2 separate regions of the Homo sapiens genome follow, and region 1 is linked to region 2. A link is a loop called in an ENCODE intact Hi-C map of the cell type or tissue named here. Cell type or tissue: mammary epithelial cell. All regions are shown on one strand. Links, peaks and the distances in the headings refer to the core of each region. The heading gives the core; the rest is flanking DNA.

Region 1 (5,000 bases), core at 1-5,000, 220 kb after region 2:
GTGGAACTAAAAGCCACTTAAAGAAATCAAGCCCTTAAAGCATTCCTTAAATACACGAAGCATTTTAGCCAAGATTCAAATAAGCGAGTTAAAACAGAATAATTCAATCTTTCTATTAAAAATAAGATATATGCATTTACATATCTGTTTGTGTATGTACACTTGGAGGCATTTCTATTTAAAGGTATATAATTTAAAAATATAGTTATTACATAAAAAGTTTATCATTAGAATAATTAATATTTTCTTGGGCTGCTGAGAGCTAAAGAACTAAAACATGCCTATAAGAAAGTCAAACAGAAGATTAGAGCTCCCTCTTTCTTCTTTTTGAAGGAATTCAACAAAACTCCTCTCCTAGGAGACCAAAGTTATCAAGCAGCCAGCAGCCTAGTAGCACTCCTGCTCACAGCAAAAACATTCCCGTCGCTGTACACATTATACATGCTACAAGCATTAGAGTACACTTATTGGTTGTTCATTATTCATAAGTGATTTAACTAGTAAAAATAAAAGCACTTTTAAAAATAGAAATACTCACAAAGCCATTTCAAACTGTTCTAGCCATTTCTTCTTTAAATCTTTTGTTTTGCAATAAAATTCTAACCCATTTTGTCCTTGGGTATGGATGAGGTAGAAGCCATAAGACCACTGTTAAAATTAATATTCCTTAGATTAATATGTATCATTAATAACATGTTTCTAAATTCACAAGAATACCACAACTATCCAAAAACTCCTCACAATATTATCAATGTACAAACTGAACAATCAAGCTTATTGTAGTCAACTTCATATCTATAACAATTTCTATGCCAAATGCGTTTTATTATCTGGATCATTAGGGCATTAGAAATGATCAGATCTGGCTGTGGCATTATCCAGTTATTTCTCACAAAGTTATGTACCTAATCAATCTCTAGAAACAAAAACATCTGGATTGATAAGCCATATCTCACATTAATGTATTATCATACTTTTCCTTAATGTTCAAGATTATAAGTAAATTACAGTTATTAGTTTCCAAAAAGTCACCTTTTTGTTTTCTTTATCGGTTGTAGGATTATTGGCTATCTTGTACTGCTGAAGATCTATTATTTCCTTCATTTCATAGTTATCACCTTTTCTCTTACATACGATCACTGCCAAATCAAATAAGAAGATATGCCTGGGAAAAAGAGATTGATTGATTGATTTTAAATGGTTTAGAAACATGGGTTATTAATTTTTTTGGGTATAAAGCAACCAAATGTTTTTTTCTTTGCATTAAAGACAACAGGTAGTATCATACACTGAAAACAACGGGGTATTTGAGGTTATAAGAACTGTGTGTGGAATTTCCCTTTACCTTGTAAATGGCCTCAGTGTGCTTTGGTTCCCTCATTTTAAAAATGGGCAAAAATCATAGTAAGAGTAAAATGCACACTGCAGAGTTGTTGAAAGGGCCAAGTGAGATAAGCCATAAAGTTTGTTCATGAGCAATTATCTTTTTTAATTTAAAAGCTAAAAACCTATAGAATAATATTAATGACATCCGTAGCAGCTTCTACTGAAGTTACTAGGAATCAGCCAGAATGCCTTGAGAAGTGTTCATCCCTTTCACAAACATGACTCAATTTAAATCCCCAAGACCACATGCTGGGAAGGTATCATTGCCATCTTCATTTTATTGAGGAGGAAACTGAGGCTTAGAGAAGTTAGATAATTTGCTCAAGATCACACTGCTAGTGAGGCATGTAACAGGATTCACAAACAGGTCTAATTTTGGAAACTGTGCTTTTACCCTCTATATTGTTCCTCATGATTTAATTGGCCACCTAAAAACCCAAACTGAATGGTATATGAGCCAAGTGTAAACTGAAAACGTTATGGTGAAATTTCCATGTTAATATTTCTTTTTTCTTATTAAGAACAACGTAACTTGGGGGAGAAAATAAACCTTATAACCACATCATCCAATACCAATACTTGTGTATTTTTATAAACTCTCAGTGATTAACACACATTTTTTTTATACACAATGATAATGACACATTCACAGGGCTGTAACACTTGCATCACTTTTAACGTCTATTTCTCCCAGAGAGGTTTAAAGGACCTATGGAGCCAGGGTTATCGAGGAAGAAGCAAGAGCTGATGCTGCCCCCTACTGGCTTTCGCTTCTCCAAAGATTCCAGAAAACAATCATTGTCAACCACAAAAACCTCTGTTTGATGATTACATATATACATAATTAAGGACTCCGGGCCAAGCTTACTAATCTTCAAGAACTACATCTGCAAATTTCCCTCAAGAAAATATTACTACGTGATTCTCACTTAATCTTCTTTCTTAGGGCATTTTTCTATTATTTTTGGTTATTTAAAAATATATTCCAAAAATTCAATTATGTTTTTATGGTAGTTATCTGTTCTTACTTTATCGCTCTTCTCATTTTAATGTATCCTAGCTGATCATCTATACTTGTTACTTCCTTCTTAATAACTTAGACAAACTAATAGATACCAGAACCCAGGTGGGAATACCTAAGATAATCTAGATTTAAAAAATTTAGAAATCATGGGTTGGTCTGTCTCCTTGTATTTCTTCCTTTTTTCCCCCTACTTCACACTGGAAAAATTGTCTTTAAGGTTTTCTCAGTTTTCTGACACTAATTACTTATTTTGAAAATAGTATTCTTCTTTTCTTACCTTTCTTGTTTGGTATGCTTGTCTAGAGTGGTTATTCGAATTTCACCATCTCCCTGAGGTCGTCCAAAAAGCAAAACTGGTTGGTTCTAAAATATAAAATGCACATGTCAGAGTTTTTCATAATCACATGAAAATAAAAACAAATATTAGTAGAGATATTTACTCAAGACAACTACCTTATTACATTAAAATGTTACCATTTTTTATACTTTTAAAGCATACTTACTCTAAAAAGCTCAGGTCTACATGACAAATAAGTCTGTCCTCTGTAATCCCAGGGGGTATGTCAAGGACATCAATTGATTTTAATTAGTATATATTCTTAAAGGGGAAATTAGCTATGAAAAGAAAGACTCAACCGGAAGGGTCCAAATTACGAGACGGTTCGGCAATTAATATTTTTTGAGCATCTACTACGTGCCAACCACCATAACAGGTGTACGGCAAAATGATACAGACACTGCCCTCATGAAGCACACTGCGCAGTGGAGGAACAAATATTCACAGAAGCATGCAATTACAAACGCACAATTGCCATGAAGGAGTACAGAAAGGGGCGGGGGGGCGCGCGCTAATTTGGTCTATAAAGTCCAGGCTGGCTTTCTTGAGCTAGGACCTCAAGGACGAAAAGCTCTGAGTTAATTATTTAAAATAATGAGCTATTTTCCCAGAGGCTGATAACTAAATTATTTTTAAGTGTTTATGAACACTTACTGTACACGCTAGAGGAAAAAAGAATTGACTGAAAATCACTAACGTTCAGAAATTCCATTTTAATAAAGGGCAGAGATGTGTGATTAACACTATAAATATAAAAATAAATGTATCTTATCAAAATCCCAGTGATGTTTTCTGCACAAATAGAAAATTCCATTCTAAAATTCTTATGGAATCTCAAGGGATTCTGAATAGTCAAAACAATCTTGAAAAGGAACAAAGCTGGAAGTCTCATACTTACTGACTTGTTTCCAAAACTTATTGCAAAGCCACAATAATCAAAATCATGCGGCACTGGCATACAAACAGGTATATAGACCAACAGAATAGTAGAGAGCCCAGAAATAAGTCCTCACATATATGGTCAAATGATTTCCAACAAGGTTAACACCATTAAATAGGGAAAGAATAGCCTTTTCAACAAATGGTGCTGGGAAAACTGGATATCCACATGTAAAAGAATAAAGGTAGACCCTTCATTACCTTACACCATAAATAAAGAATAACTAAAAATGTTTCAAATACCCAAACATAACAGTTAAAACTATAAAACTTTTACAAGAAAATGGGGAAAAACTTTATGACAATAGATTCAGCAATTATTTCTTCGAGATTGATAAATGGGACTTTGTCAAAATTAAAAACTTTTGTGCCTCACAGACAATATCAACAGAGTGAAAAGCCAACAGACACAAGAAAAGTATTTGCAAACCATATGTCTTATAAGGGATTGATATCTGGGATACAAATAAAGAGCTTCTACAACACAAAGACAAAAAACAACTTGATTCAAAAATGGGCAAAGCATTTGAATAGGCATTTTTCCAAAGAGAATATACAAATGGCCAGCAAACACACAAAGACAATATTCAACATCATTAGTCATTAAGAAAATGCAAATCAAACCCACGATGAGATATTGCTTTAAAACCATTAAGATGGCTGTTACCCAAACAAACCGAATAGTGAGTGTTGGTAAGGATGTGGAAAAACTGAAACCCTTGTGCATTGGTAGTAGGAAAGTTAAGTGGGGCAGCTGCTGTGGAAAATGGTATAGCAATTCTTCAATAAATTAACATAATGACCATACAACCCAGAATTCCACTTCCAAGTATATAACTAAAAGAAGTGAAAGCAGGCACTTGAATAGATATTGGTACACCTGTGACAATAATAATATAACAGTATTATTCACAATAGCTGAAAGAAGGAAGCAACCCAAATGTTCATCAATGAAAAACAGTGAGGTATTTATATAAAATGATGTATTATTCAGCTTTAAACAAATGGAAATCAAAAAAATAAAATGTTGACACATGACTACTACAAGGATGAACTTTGAAGACATTATGCTAAGTAAAAAAAGCCAGTCATGAAATGGCAAATATTGTATGATTTCACTTATATAAGGTGCCCAGAGTAGTTAAGCTTACAGAGATAGAAAGTAGATTGGTAGTTTCCAGGGGCCAGGGAAAGAGAAGAATGGGAAGTTCATGTTTAATGAGTACAGAGTTTCAGTTTTGCAAGATGAAGTTTTGGAGACGGTCACACAACATCATGAATGCACTTCTAATTTGAAAATAATTAGAATGGCAA
Region 2 (8,332 bases), core at 1,737-6,736:
CAAGAAGGGTACCATAGGAGTGCCACCAGTCAGAATAAGGACATCCAATTTATAATACCACTGCTGTAACAATGAGGGACACATAAATCAACATTTTTCTGAATTCCATCTGCCAAGCCTGGCAACACCCAAAGCCACTCACAGATGACTGAAGGATATTTCTGGTCTCATTGCCCTTCATCAGTACGATGGGAAGCAGACATTGTTCACCACCGCATCCTTAATGAAGTATAGAGATTAAATCCAAACACACAGTCATATAAAACCCCTTTAGCTTCAATGACTAAATCACCTCTTTTCTTTGTTCTAGAAAGGCCATGTTTGCTATAGATGTTAGGCAGTGAGCTCAGGTTTACATTTCAGTTTTGTTTGTTTTCACAGCCCCCAAGCCCTAATCATTTTCTACCATACCCATACTACCACATTTCTCTGTTGTCATTACACTGAGCTAAATTAATTTACCTCCCTGTCCAAATTGTAAGCCTACAGAGTTAGAATCTACCCAGGAAAATATGACCAAGTAGAGTAAATGCTGGGCCTGCAGGTGGATGACTTGACATCCAGTCTCAGCTCTGACACTCACCTGGGTCACTCTAAGGTGGATTGCTCGTCTGTAAAATGGGTTTTATTCATAGATACAGAGTGAGTTGCTACCCTGGAACTTGGAGAGAAATAAGATGGGCTTTGAAAACTTCAACTAGTCAAACAGTAGATGTGACACATATCTGTGGGAGTAAACCAAGAGATTATCTGTGCCTTATAGCTTTAGAAACACCCCAAATTCTAGTCAGGGTGATCTAGGAGCAAACCCAGGGATGGCAAACTTGAACATAATTAGGATTTAGTCAGTAGAAAAAAAATCAATAGTATTGAATCCTCTTTGGAGAAAGGTTTTGTGAACTGATAATCTAGGACTGGCATCTCAAGGGGTCAGCAAACAATGGCCTGTGGGCCAAGTCCAGCTTGCTGCCTGTTTCTGTAAATAAGGTTTCATTGGAACATTTGTTTACATATTGTCTAAGCCTGTTTCTGTGCTACAATGATGGAGTTCTGTAGCTATGACAGAATCATGTGGTCTACATTTCCTAAGTATTTACTCTCTAGCCCTTTGGAGAAAACGTTTGCTAGCCCCAGTCAGTCTTTGATCTCTCAGTGTTTGATCTCCTCTGGCTCCTCTCCAGAATAAACCATACTCCCAACAGTTTTCACATTGGGGCAGGGGGGTCTTGGTGCTTATCAGAGTCTCCATGTGTGGTGCTTAATTATAAATACCCCCTAGTATGTGGTTATACTGATGGAAATGCCGAAGTTTCCAAGTTTGGAAATTTCTTCTTAGATTTGTCTAGGACAAGATGCCTGGTAAGTCCAAACAAAGAAGTTAGTGTTCCTGACAGCCACGTTCCCACCTTGGAGATGAATGCATGAAGCTATCGAAGCTTAACACCATTTAATATTCAAATGTATAATTCCCCTTGTTCAGTTCCACACCCCTCAAGCAATCTTCTGATAATTTGACTTCCCATGTAGAGTGCCCCCCAGAGAGCAGGCCAAGTTGACATATGTCTGTCTGCCAGTAGCTTTTCTAATTACAGATGACTAAATTGGTGATCTAGCTAATATATATCAGTCTCTGTGAACTTGGTTTGTGTCCCAATCCCTGAGGGGCAAATGACAGAGACACTCTTAATGTACTGACATATTATTCTGTGTTCCGAACCCACAAGATTGTCTTGAGAATATATGAGAAGTGAACATGGACCCAACTTGTTAAACCATAAAGACCCCACTGTGCTCCCTTAATTTCTAGAATGTGCACATTTGACAAAAGCTGAGGGCAGGGGTCAAAGAAACATTTAGCCTGTTCTCTGTTGAAGAGACTTTGCTAATAATAAAAATACTGTCAGTGTGGTTCATTAACAGTTTTTAATTGAGGTGACCTGTAGAAACTTACCAGCCAGTTTAAGTTCTAGTTCTGGCTTAAATGTCTCTTAAATCTACTTTCCCCATTACCCTTGGCTCTCCTTTCCTGAGAGAAGCCTTCACCTTCTTTCACCTGGACCTAAAACGACAACAGCCTTCAGTCTAATCATTCCAAACGCTTCCTCAACCCTCAGGTGCTAGAGTGACTTACCCTCAAACACAAAGCTCAGCATGCTGGCTTCATTAAAATTTTTTTTAGCAATGTAGCATTCAAACTCCTCCACATCCTGGCCCCACCTTACCAGTCACATGAGCCATGATCCAGCTACACTCCACTGCGTGCAAGTTCCACAACAGACTATTCCCTTCCACGTGCCTCTGCTGTGGCGAGATGCTAGTTGCCCCCGTAACTTGTTTTTCCTGTTTTTTTCATGGGTACAGAACCACCTTATTACAAGCATATTTCCCTGCCCCCCTTGAGGCTAGATGTGGTCATGTCAAAGTCAATGAAATATAAAGAAGTGTGCAATTTCTGCCTTCCTTACTATAATAAAGTAACTTACCCTGGACCACTTCTCCCTATTCTTCACACGGCTGGAAATGGCAAGCCAGCTGATGCTCCAGCAGTGTGAAAAATGCCTAGAGGATGGTGGAGCAACAAGTTGGAAGGACCATGGTCCCTGAATGACCTCATGGAGTAGGGCAGCCCCACCAGACTGCCTACCTTTAGACTATTATATGAGAGGAAAATGGACATCTATCTTTTCAAGTTACTGTACTGCAGATCTCTTTCTCACAGCAGCTTAGCTTTTACTGGAACAGACTTGCCTTCACATATTCTAATTCTTCAGGCTGCCCCATCCCTGTTCACTTGATGAGTTCCAATTTACATTGTTGTGAAGTACCACAATGCCCTCAGGACCAAGCGGAATGAATCCCCCTTTGCCTGTGCGCTCCATAGGACATTTACTTGATTGCATTGCCAGTGCCATACTGCTGTAATACGATTTTTGGCTTGCCGGATCCATGAGCAAGGTAAGCACCATTTTAAAATTTGTCTCTGAATCTCCAGGCCAAAGTCTAGCACATAGTAGGAGATCAGCATGTTTTCAAAGGTAAATAAATAAAAGCTTATCCCCTCACCTAGCTTAGCAGTAAGAAGCATCTGAAGAGTTAAGAAGTAGAACACAGAAAATTAGAAGAAAGAGATAAATGAAAGGGAAGAAACAGTGAGGCATAAGCCATGCCCTCTAGGTCTGCTGCAGCCTCAGCAGCACCCAGCTCTCTGTAGGAACTCAATAACCACAGATCGATTGAGCTCAACCTTTGCTTGTCATTACTGCTTCCTTCTGCCAGACCCCAAGGAAGCTTCTATAGAAAGTCGGTCCAGAGACTAAAAGAATAGTGAGGGGTGGTGTGTCAGATCAGCTGTTAATTAACAAATCATTCAAATCATGGAGTAAACAAATCTACATTAGAAGTATGCACAAGTTTCAGTGTATGGCTTTATTTTATATATTTTGGTTTATAAAATGTCTCATGATTATAGAATAGCTGTTAACTTAAAACCCACTTCTTTATTTCATCAGATTTTCAAACTGAAACTTTTAAAAGTGATTGATTCTCTGACTGATCCCATTTCTTTCCTATAGCCATGTCTATTCATGGTACTTTGGAAACACAGCACATGTTGCTTATGGAAACACACACTAAGATGAGAGCTAGGAAACTCAGTGGCCTTTAATTATTCAGGATTTAATCGTGCAAGCATGTACAATCAATATTTGTTGATCTTAATCTGATTACCTCCTAGTCGTGTTCAGCGTCTCCATCAACAGGATAACAATATGACACATTTCATAGACTTTCCCTAGGTTCTTCCAACAAGCTTATTGGAAGGATTTTAATCAGCTAATGAACTCGTCAATGGTATTTTCAGGAGCCAAGGCACCTTCCTGCACCTATATCCCATGACCATATTTGCCTGACATCTTGTGGCCACAAGGAGCATGACAGTCTATAAACCCAACATCTGTACACAGGGCAAGCAGCGTCTTTGAATGCTAATCCCTGCATCACAGTCAGAGCGAGTATAAAACTGCTTAAGAGATGTGTGACATGTAATTATTTCATCTAATTAAAATGGAAGCTAGGCTTTTCTTTTTATATTTATGAGGCAAGTTGGAACATGTGGGTCAATTCTTCTAAGGAAAGGAATGGGGTCTCTATCTGGGCTGAACATCTGGCTTGTTATCAACTACCTTGGCCACAGAACACTTTTCCTGTGAAAGGCCCACAAAAAACAGAATATGGCTCACTGGACTGAGAGAAGTAAGAGCATCTGTGGTCAGCTCCTCTGAGAGAGAGAGAGAGAGAGGATTTCGAGCTGGGATTGTTGGAACAAAGAACGCAGAATCCTCCGAGTAAAGAGACTGAAAAAAGGTTTCATCTTCAACACCACAATGGTATATTTTGCGTCTCATAAACTTGACTTTTTAGCACTAGAAACATTTTGTTTAAAGCCAAATTTAGGGTGGCATTATATAAATATAGAATAGAACAATAAAGGTGCTTTGATTGAAGCAGGGAGTCTGAGCGCCACTGGTTTAGCTTTTCTCTCCCACCCCCGCCACCACCCCAGACACATCCTCCAAACCCACACCTTTGAGGGCACAGTCTGACAACTGTTGAAAATATGGAAATTGTATTATATGTGAAATCAGAAGTCTTAGCTTTGTATCTCAACTCTACTCTTTAGTACCTGAGCATCATATAACAAGTCATTAACCTTTCTAAACCTCAGGGTTTTCATCTCTAAAGTAGGGAGAATAATATTTACTTCACAGGGTTATTGGGAACATTAAAAGAGGCAGTAAAATGAAGATGCTTTGTAATTGCTAGACAAATGATCACATTGCCATCATCAGACAGTCATAATGGGCAGTCACGCAACCAAGAGGAACGAGCTCCAGACAATGCCCTGCACTGTCTTCCTGCCAGGTTCTCATTCCTCCACGTTCCAGAGGCATTTACTGGAAGTCTTGATTCATGACTATGTCCCTGAGCAGCTTCGGATAGCAAAGACACAATGGAATACTCTGAACACAAGCATATAGGGCCTCTAAACACACATTGGTTCACCATTATTGCCTTGTTGACGAAGCATAGTTTTCCCGTTTCTCTTTTTCCCTGAATCTGTTACCCACCACCCCCCTTCGATTATTACCAAATCAGAAGATCTAGATTCGTGTATCTTTTTTTTATTATTTTTTTACCTGTTCTTTTTATTATTATTATACTTTAAGTTCTAGGGTACATGTGTACAACGTGCAGGTTTGATACATAGGTATACATGTGCCGTGTTGGTTTGCTGCACCCATCAACTCATCATTTACATTAGGTATTTCTCCTAATGCTATCCCTCCCCCAGAGAACATCGTGTACCTTAAAAGGTGTAGCTACTGAAGCCCAGAGAGGTTGTAACTTGTCTCTGAGCCTATAGCGAGTTTGTGACTAAGCTAGACTAGAATCCACTTCTCTTGTCACTCAAATGATCACCCAGCTGCCTGGGCTGCTTGTCTTATAAAGGATGCCAATCTATGTTAATGAAGGGTGGGAGGGGGCTAGTGTTGTACTGAAGAAATCCGATGGAGATAACCAGCAAGACGACTCCAGAATCACTCTTAGAAGCTGGATGACTGCAGGATAAAACAGCAGAGAAATTGAGCATTCACTTCCCTTGGGAATTGAATGAACGGGGAATAGAACATGTTCTGTCCACCAGGAAGAGGATCAGTTTATTTCTAGGTGTTTCTGAGAGATGAGTAATTGTGACTGGGCAGCAGTAGGATACCACCCCTTCAAGCCCATGACTCTGCGCATCCCCAGGCCCATGAGTGTGTGATACCAGATGAGAAGGAGAAGCAGGAGGCCTTGCCACCATGACAGCCAGCTGGGTGTTATCAGTGAGCTAGGACGCAAACTGTCAATCACAGAAGACATGGCTTATCCCACAGCACACCTTTCATACATGAGAATAAATTCTCAAGAAAAAGTGTATCATTTCCGATGGAGAACTTTTACACATAAACTGTCTGATGCGCTCTCCTGACCCAAAAAGAGGAAACGAATAGCACCCAATATCCTACCAAATCCTCCTTCAAGGCTGAAAATTATGTGGTTCTAATGTGCCATTAAAGGTAATTTAAAAGAAAATGGCTGTTTAATTTAGAGATCATTTCTGGCAAGGCTGAGACCTGTCTTCACCAGCATTTGAAGCTATTATATAAACCACCAAAATCAGAACTACAGGCAATCTTGTCTATTCATGGGCCAGGCATGTGTGCCTTTTTCTCTCATGCTCTTTAATATTTGCTATTTCTTTTATTTGAACCCAAAGGAGAAAAATCTCAGTTGCAGAAATAGAACATGAATTCAGTAGAGTGTTTTTTTTTCTTTTCTTTTTCTTTTTTTTTTTTTAAGAGAGAGACTTCAGAGGCAAGATGATAAATGGCTAATAAGAAACAGGGGTGCCTAGGGGCTTGCAAGGAGGGGGCTGACCATGCACGTGAGAATTCAGGATTCAGTGATAGGGAGCTGCTGTTTCAGCCCTCAAAGAAGAAGCTATCGATTCATTTTTAAGGCAAACAAGTTGGATCCTGGGGACTGCTGAAGGTGAAGCAGCAGCTTCTCTGAGCCTGCCACACTGGGTGACCTTTGCATGGGGCCACAGAAAGAACAATGGCAAGGCAACACTCCTAAATTAGTCATCGGTGCTGTTTGATTTGCTCCTGTGCCAGATGTTCCCTCATTGATCACTGCCTGGCCCATATGTCCTCTCTGAACAGGGGAGCGAGTGGAGCCAGCAGCCGCCACTTCAGAAGCAGCCACCAGAGCGGGCTAATGGAGTCCTTGGCAGGAGGTTGCCATCTGATTGGTTTGCCACTGTTTCTCTTAGAGATCAAGGGCATTATACAGGCAGCACACCTGCCCACTCTCAGGGCCAGGCTCCGGGCAGTCAGGCAGCCTCAATTCCTGAAAGGCCCTGGTGAGCTTCCCAGAACCCCTCAGCAGCGTCCCTGGCCCTCTCACTCTTTTCGTCCCTGTCACAAGAAGCCCCTGTGGCATTTGTTAAACAGCCATTGCCATGTTCAAAGTGAGGCTCAACTTGGCCTGCAGTTTTTCTGTTCTTATTGCTTCTGAGCGGAGGACTGGGGGGCACTCTGCCCTTCTCCGACTTAAGGGTGGAGAGGGATCACAATTTTAAGCCAGCAGGTAGAGGAAAGAGACTGGAGAGCTGCTCATCAGGGATGTTGGCTGGCTTGTCCTTTTATATCACTAAGAACTGCCATGTGGATATAAGAGGCAAGGACACCTTTCCCAGCTTCTCATGAGGCCTGTAAGAAACATCCCTTTTATCTGCCCTCATCATCCCATTCTTCGGGAAACCCTGCTTCCAGCCATTCTTGGGTACCTTGATCAGACTGGCCAATCAGAGAACCTCTCTATAATTTCTAAACCAATGCTGGGCAGAGAGTGAGCTCCGTTCCCGGGGAGGGAGTTATGGGGTGTGAGGCCCAGGATCCATCAGTATCTTGTGGGAGAAGTCAGAGTGCTCCAGCGAGGATAGGCAGACACTAGCAAGGATCCAGCATGGACCTGAGTCAGGGGCCCCTGAGGACCAACTGCAGCTCTACCTTCCTGTTTGGCTGCCAGATCCTTCCTTCAATTACATAGGATGCTCCCATATCCTTCCTGTAATTTACTATTTGTGCCAAGGCTGTTTTGAGTTTCTGTCACTTGCGTCTAAAAGAGTCTGGACAAATAAGTGGATCAAATAAAAGGGGAACAGGACAGTACCCTGAATCACCATGATTTTGAAACCCAACTCTCTGACTAACCAATCTGCCAAAAATAGATTCCTCAAATAATCTATTTGCCAGAAGAACTCATCACAAAACAGAATGTCCCCACGCTTTTTTTTAGCCATGTCTTTTCTGAGGCTACTTTAGCATTTTGCTCATTTAGCTATGATGTCTATCAGATTCTTCTAAATTGAATGTCAATTTCTTCTAGATTTCACTTCTTCAGTGCCTAGGGCGTCCTGAGCATAGAAGTTCTGTATCAATTGGATGAGTTTCTCTTTGATACCGTTTGCTCCCTCTCTGACTCGGGAAGTGTGCCCATTTTCTGCCTACTTCTCCACTTCATCAGCTCCTAACTTGTGCCTGTCTTTGCCCTTCACCTTGCTTGCCCTTGCCCACAAAATGGCTGTGACAAGCTGTTCTATGTCCAGTTAAAATCCGTATCTGACCAACTGTAGTAATTTTAGTAATATAGCAAGCCAGCTATTGTATGAATTGGATTTGAAAAAGTGTTTCCCAGTGATTTGACCAAGATGCCAAACACTACA

The links. Hi-C counts contacts between places; a loop is a spot of excess contacts. Peaks named below come from ENCODE experiments on the same cell type or tissue, not always from the same donor. Only the 100,000 strongest peaks of a DNase experiment are listed, where the experiment ranks them.
Region 1: a loop joins it to region 2, with 5 times the contacts of the local background. A loop is called at or near these places in 20 of 110 quality-filtered maps.

Annotation. Positions count from the first base shown.
Region 1 is chr1:107,748,430-107,753,429 of GRCh38, forward strand. VAV3 (vav guanine nucleotide exchange factor 3) reads right to left here. Exons shown (of 27, transcript NM_006113.5): 13 at 2,688-2,773; 14 at 1,033-1,165; 15 at 539-648. Among named protein-coding and RNA genes, the nearest start is that of MIR7852, 150 kb to the right of the region's middle. In mammary epithelial cell, for the core only: CTCF peaks have their summits at 323 and 2,145 (motif pointing left); a DNase peak (open chromatin) is centred at 2,132.
Region 2 is chr1:107,525,827-107,534,158 of GRCh38, forward strand. No RefSeq gene overlaps it. Among named protein-coding and RNA genes, the nearest start is that of MIR7852, 370 kb to the right of the region's middle. In mammary epithelial cell, for the core only: a CTCF peak has its summit at 3,909 (motif pointing left); DNase peaks (open chromatin) are centred at 3,925, 4,905, 5,425 and 6,685; H3K27ac peaks cover 3,002 bases.